Linked DNA regions of Homo sapiens: region 1 is linked to region 2. Evidence: chromatin contacts called from ENCODE Hi-C or POLR2A ChIA-PET data. All regions are on one chromosome and are shown on one strand. Each heading gives the region's core, a stretch centred on a gene start or an enhancer-like site at or near the end of the contact. The rest is flanking DNA. Distances are from core to core; before and after follow the strand shown.

Region 1 (3,519 bases), core at 948-3,447, 39 kb after region 2:
TTTTAATTGTTATTCTTTGTTTTTAATAAGTCATATGTTCAAATAATTTATAAGTTACCAAAAATTATCTTATTAAAAGTCTTGGCTTATGCCTGTAATCCTAGCATTTTGCAAGGCCAAGGCAGCAGGATTGCCAAGGCAGCAGCAAGGCCAACTTGAGGTCAGGAGTTCAAGACTAGCCTGGCCAACATAGCGAAACCCTGTCTCTACTAAAAATACAAAAATTAACCAGGCGTGGTGGTGCAGGCCTGTAGTCCCAGCTACTCAGGAAGCTGAGGCAGGAGAATTGCTTGAACCCAGGAGGCAGAGGTTGCAGTGAGCTGAGATCGCTTCCCTGCACTCCAACCTGGGCGACAAAGTGAGATGAAAGAAAGAAAGAGAGAGAGAGAGAGGAAGGAAGGAAGGAAGGACTTCCAGTCTCCTTTTTTTTTTTTTTTTTTTGAGACAGAGTCTCGCTCTGTCACCCAGGCTGGAGTGCAATGGCACGATCTGGGCTCACCGCAACCTCCGCCTCCTGGGTTCAAGCGATTATCCTGCCTCAGCCTCCCGAGTAGCTGGGATTACAGGCGTGTGCCACCATGCCCGGCTAATTTTTCTATTTTTAGTAGAGACGGGGTTTCACCATGTTGGCCAGGCTGGTCTCGAACTCCTGACGTCAGGTGATCTGCCCACCTTGGCCTCCCAAAGTGCTGGGATTATAGACATGAGCCACTGCGCCCGGCCTTCCTTCCAGTCTTGATTCCCAAGCATATACTCACCCTTCCCAGAAGCAACTGATGTTGCCGGGCACGGTGGCTCACGCCTATAATCCTAGCACTTTGGGAGGCCAAGGTGGGTGGATCATCTGAGGTCGGGAGTTCGAGATCAGCCTGACCAACATGGAGAAACCCCGTCTCTACTAAAAATACAAAAAAATAATTAGCTGGGCATGGTTGTACATGCCTGTAATTCCAGCTACTCGGGAGGCTGAGGCAGGATAATCGCTTGAACCCGGGAGGCGGAGGTTGCGGTGAGCCCAGTTCGTGCCATTGCACTCCAGCCTGGGCAACAAGAGCGAAACTCCGTCTCAAAAAAAAATAAAAAAATAAAGCAACTGATGTTACTATCTCCTGAATGTCCTTCCATATATACATTATGCAAAACAAGTAATTCTGCATAAATATTCCTTCCCTCACTCTTTCTACACAGATGACAAGATATTATACACATCACTCTGTGCTTGAATTTTGTACTAAACAATGAGTTCTGGGGATTATCCCATATCCAGACATAAAGTGTCTTTCATTTCTCTTGATGACTGCAGAGTATTCCATTGTTGACAAATCCATTTAACCAGGCTTCTATGATGGATGTTTAGGTTGTTTCCAATCTTTTGCTATTAAAAAGAATGTGACAGTGAGAAACTTTGTGTATAGTGTCATTTTGCACATGTGCAAGGCCATCTGTAGGATAAATTTCTAGACATGAAACTGCTGAGTAAATAGGCTCTGGAATTAAACACTCCCAAAGTGAGGCAGAATCAAATGGGGGAAGAATAGACTGGTGCCTTTTATCCTGTCTGTCACTTCCCAGCTGTGCGATCTCAAGCAAGGTAGCCTCTCTATGCCTTGGTTCCTAGTCTGTGAAAGTGCTTGCCTTCTTGGAAAGTAGCTGCCAGGGTTCAAGTCAAAGGGGTAATATATATATATAAAGTGCCCAGCATGAAGCCTGGCTTAGAGGGTTACTAAACGATAGAGAAATGATCATTTTCCTTGTTCCCCAATCCTGGGGAGGAGGTCTCCCACTGGCCTGTCCCTCTTTCCTTCCTTCCCCCTCCTCTATTGCTTTATTGCACTCCTAATGGCTCCTTATGCCATCTGCCTGGCAATCTAGTTCTTTGTGCGTGCATCCCTTACCCACCAGATAATAAGCTTCTGGAAAACAGACAGCCTGTCTCACTCATTTCGGGAACACCCTCACCACCTATCGCAGGTCCTGGCACACAGCAGTTGCTTGGTAAAGGTCTGCTGAATTGAAAGCAGCTCTGGAAAGTGTCCCTCACAGCTCAGCCTCCTAGATTCTTGGTGCTTTAGCAAAGACACAAGGGTCACCTCCAGCCAGCAGGCTGAAGAGGCGGCCAGCCTCCCTTTCATCCGCACTGAGATGGGATCATCAGTAAAGTGTTTTCATGCCATATTTGAAATCCCCAGCTTCTGCATCCACCCATGTCCCCACAGCCACCCCCACACACAGAGCTGGTATAAAACATTCAGATATTCTCCCTCTGGGGAGGTGGGTGGAGAATCTTCCCTGGCCCCTCTCCATCCCCCTCCTTCGTGTGTCCCCGGTTTGGACTGCACACCAGCAGGGAGATCATCGCTAGGGACCGTTGCCCAGAGAGCGTAGAGAAGTGGGAGGAAATCATTTCAATTTCTCTTTGGGAGCATAAATGCTTTTTTAATTGCTGTCAAAGGCGGCTCCTTGGGAATGTATTATTGATAGCGGTTGAAACGAAAAAGAAGAAAAAAAGCAGCAGTCTCTCCTTTGCTGGCATGAATGCCCTCCCTCTCTGGCCCTCTCACCTCCACTCTTCCCTCCCCTGCCAGATTCCAGGCCTGAGTTCCTTCTCCGTTCCCCTCTTCTCACCAGCCTGTGAGATTTTGTTGGCCCGTTGCTCCCTTCGTCTCTCTTTTCCTGCCTTGTAGGAGCTCTGTGGCCCCCACTTCCTGTCTCTGTCACCATCTTGTCCCTCTTGCTCTCCAACCTCACCTTTAGCTTTGCTTGGCCTTGCTTTTTATCCCTGGAACCCCCTCCTCTGTCTTCAATGTCCACTGTTTAGCCATCGCTTTATTCTAGCTTCTCCCTTCCTTTCCCATCCAACTCTTCTAACTGCTGCTCCCTTCTAAACCTCTCTCAGCCCCTCCTTCTCCCCCTTTTCTGCCTGGGCTCCTTGTTTTGGGTCTTGGACCCTCAGCTATTGCCTCTCCAACCATAAATGAGGCTGGACCAGCCATAGGAACCCAAACCTGGGATATAGACATTTTTTATTTCCATTCTCCTTTCTCTCAGGCCTCCACCCATTCCCCATATTCCCAGCCTTTAATTCTTGGTATGTCCCCTGCTGGCTGTGTGGGGCCAGCACCAGGAGGGGTTCTGAAGCTCTGAGACAGTCTCTGAGGACTTCAGGTACACAGAAACCCCAAGTTCCTTCCTGCCTTCAAGCCAGTGTCTCAGGATCTTTCCCCATCATGGAGTTGGCTCTGCAGTAGGTCTGAGTTTCCTCTCTTTCCTTTACTTGGGAAGCTGCGCAGGCTTCAGGGTGGCTGGACGCCCCAGGCTCCCACAAGGGCCTCTGTGCCTTTAAGAAGGCACAAGCCTTCAGACAACACAAGCTCCTCCCAACACCCCCTCCCCAGCTGAGGGGAGAGGGAGCAAAGCTAGATATTCCAGCATAGCCCCCTCCAGACAAGCTCATAAATAATGGCTGATCTTCCCATAGGGCACAGGAGCTGTTCCGCTCTTGTGGAGCCTGGCAGAAGG
Region 2 (3,249 bases), core at 217-2,716:
TCCACTAGTGGATTTCTCACCTTGTAAAGTGGGGAAGTGGGATACCTCCCCATTTGACAAGGCAAGAAAATGCCCCCTATCTCCCCAACAATTAAACCCTAAGGCTATTGTGTTTGCCATTAAGAGAAGCATTGGCCCCAGTCTAGGGATAAGGGAAATCAGGCAGGGTGCAGGAATACAAGAGAATCATGAGTTTAGTCTGCAAGAAGTGTATTTTCTCCTTTCCCCTTTCTAGTCCCACATGGAGCTTTCATGATGCCTGCAGGTGAGGGCCTTGTGGGTGCCAGGCACTGTATGGGGTGCAAGGGTTTCAGACATGAGTCTGAACATGGCCTCAGAGTCCTCAAAACAGGTGCGTAAAGTGATCCTATCAGTATAAAATAGTAAGACAGAATTATGTACAGAGGAGGAGTGCTTGGCCTGGGGAGTGGGGGTGGGAATTCCATGAGTGTTTCCAGGAGAAAAAAAGAAGCAAATGGAGCACAGTCTTGGCAGATGAGTAAGAGTTGGCGGGGTGGTGACAGCACGGAGGCATGGAAAAGCAAAGCAGGAGACTGTCCTGGAAATTCAGGCAGAGGCCGGTGGGGCAGAGGAGGGCCTTGTGTGTCTGCCAAGGGTTGGCTCACCATCCTGCAGGCCAAGGCAGCTTTCGGGTGAAGAGTGCTTCGGTCACCTTTAACATGGGTGTTTTGGGCTGCACGGTGGGCTGGAAGGCTGGAGAGAGGTCAGAAAGGAAGCTGCTGCAAACATCCAGAAGGTGATGATGGTCTGAGCAATGGTACCATTGGGAGGGCAGAGGAGGAGAGAGCAGGATTGAGAAAAATTGGAAAGGGAATCAATAGGACCGAGTTAGTAGGTGACTCTAGAGGGCAACCGTAAGGAGGAGGAAAGAGGGGCATGAAGGAATCCAGCAGACTGACATTGTGTTCTCTGTTGGAGAGATCTGGAAGTCAGAGAGGATGAAGCTGTTCAGGAGACAGGAGAAGAGTAAAATCTTTTTTTTTTTAACCTTCCAATGGCCAGATAGAGCTGTTGGGCAACCCCTCAGCTGAGATGCTCCCCTGATTGGAGACTCCCTAGCTCCAGCTGCTTGCAAGCTCAGGCAACATCCTGCAGCCTCTGGAGGATTTAATTCAATTCAACAAATGCTTATTGAACAGTTACTCCACATAGGGAAAGGAGAATCTAATGATGATTGAGTACTTAAATTGTGTTCACAGAGTGTTAAGTGCATTTACATGTAATCTCATCTCTAGTCACCATCCCCTCATCCCTGAGAGGCCAAGTCATTACCCTCCAGGGGCCTGAGAGGTCGAGTCATTTGTCCAAGTTTGGGTGGTAAGTAAGCGGCAGTGCCAGGAGGCAAACCCACAAGTAGTGCCTTATCACTAAGTCACATTGTTACACAATGAAGCCAGGAGGTTGCAAGTGACGAATACACTATTTTAAGCAAATCAAGGAATGCATTGGCTTATTTAACTAAAAAGCACATGAGTCAGCTGGCTCCAGGCACAGCTAGATCCAGGAGCTCAAAAGATGCTGTCAGTTCTCTCTTGCACTTGCTCATAAATGAGTAAATCCATCTCACTCCCATTTATGTTCATCTTGGCTCATCCATAAGGCAGCATAGCACGCAGAGCATAGCATGACTGTTTTGGAGTCCCACAGCCTGGGTTCCAATCCGGACTCCACCACCTAACTAGCTGGATGATTTCAGATGAGCTGCTTAACTTCTCAGTGCCCCTGTTTCCTTGTCTCTAAAATTGATATAATAATATTACCTCTTAGGATTTTTGTGAGGAGTAAATTAGATCGTCCACACAGTGTGCTTGGAGCAGGGTCTGATACAAAATCCGCACCCCAACATATCAGCCATTGTTCTTTCCATCTCTGCCTCTTTTGAGGTGGGTCTCATTCTCTCCTATGTTAGATGCCTTCTTCCGTGTAGCCCAGAGAGATGGCCCCAAGCAACCCCACCTTACATCATCCTTTCAGCCTCTGGTCTCAGGAAAAGAGCTCTTTCTCTGTGTATGGAGGTAGCATGCCCATCCCTGCAGCCATCTCTGAGGCCAGGGGCTGCATCTTCTGTGCTGCTCTGTGGAGGTGGAGGTGGGGCACCATGACTCACAGCCCCCCGTGGGTCATATAGAAGTAGAAGAAGGAGGGTTCCTTAAAAGATGGGATGCTGTGAAGACAAAATAACATATGTCCACTGTTCTGTGCTAGTTGCCGTTATGACAGAGTGTGACAAAAAGTGAGTACGGCAGAGTCTCCTCTCCATGAAAACTTATATCAAAGTAGGAAAGACGAGACAAGGACACATTTATCCAGAAGGCAGACTGTGACAAACTCCATGAGAGAAGGACTGTTAAGATCCCCTGCAATTTTCAGGAAAGAAAAAAATCACACATGGTTGGGTGAATCAGTAATGAGTTTGATGAAGGAGTTTGGCTCCTGGGGATGGTGTCCATTCAGCAAGTACAATAGCGTAGGGGAAGAGGACCTTCTAGTTTGATAGCATAGGGTAGAAAAAGGAATCCTGAGCAATGAGGCTGGAAGGCAGAGCTGGCAGCAGCACATGCACAGAAAGCAGGCGGAGGTCAAGGACTGTTAACTCAGGGGACTAGAAAAGAAACAGCCATACACAGATATTGAATTATCAAGACTGAAGGCAGGGGATGCATGATGTGGAAGAGGCTGTGAGTCAGATGCTGAGGTCATTTAGAAAGTTCTGGGCCGGGCTTGGTGGCTCATGCCTGTAATCCCAGCATTTTGGGAGGCCGAGGTGGGTGGATTGCCTGAGGTCAGGAGTTCGAGACTAGCCTGGCCAACACGATGGCCCATCTCTACTAAAAATACAAAAATTAGCCAGGTGTGGTGGCAGGCACCTGTAGTCCCAGCTACTTGGGAGGCTGAGGCATGAGAATCGCTTGAACCTAGGAGGTGGAGGTTGCAGTGAGCCCAGACCGCACCACTCCACTTTAGCCTGGGCAACAAAAGTGAAATTCTGTCTCAAAAAAAAAAAAAAAAAAAAGAAAGTTCTGGATTTATGAGCATCATCATTCAGGATGAGGAGAAGCCAGGAAAAGCAGATGGCCAGATGGCCAGATGGCAAAGATTTTAAAGAAAAATCTTAATTCTTAATCCCCAGTGCCCTCCAGAGACTTCTTTAATTTTTTTTTCTTTCCCTTTTTTTTTTTTTTCTTTTTTCTTTTTTGAGGCTGGGTCTTGCTCTGCTTCCCAGGCTAG

What was found. Hi-C counts contacts between places; a loop is a spot of excess contacts on that map. ChIA-PET counts read pairs that join two places held with the same protein, here RNA polymerase II (POLR2A). Pooled maps may share reads with other maps.
Region 1: a map of dorsolateral prefrontal cortex shows a loop between it and region 2 (12-fold over the local background). The contact joins two enhancer-like sites. A Hi-C loop is called at or near these places in 24 of 168 maps with a recorded cell type or tissue (DLD1, IMR-90, PC-3 and 10 more), 1 of 37 single-sample maps with no recorded cell type and 11 of 50 pooled maps. POLR2A ChIA-PET finds 5 or more read pairs at or near these places in 10 of 52 experiments (AG04449, AG04450, BJ and 7 more).

What each region holds. Positions count from the first base shown.
Region 1 is chr1:203,595,559-203,599,077 of GRCh38, forward strand. No RefSeq gene overlaps it. Among named protein-coding and RNA genes, the nearest start is that of ATP2B4, 30 kb to the right of the region's middle. Within about 2 kb of position 2,198, at least 5 of the 41 ENCODE cell types and tissues checked have a DNase peak (open chromatin) inside an H3K27ac peak, as active enhancers do; they include dorsolateral prefrontal cortex and heart right ventricle, where a contact is called at or near this core.
Region 2 is chr1:203,557,070-203,560,318 of GRCh38, forward strand. No RefSeq gene overlaps it. Among named protein-coding and RNA genes, the nearest start is that of OPTC, 65 kb to the left of the region's middle. RefSeq lists enhancers at 1-4, 18-595. Within about 2 kb of position 1,467, at least 18 of the 41 ENCODE cell types and tissues checked have a DNase peak (open chromatin) inside an H3K27ac peak, as active enhancers do; they include dorsolateral prefrontal cortex and heart right ventricle, where a contact is called at or near this core.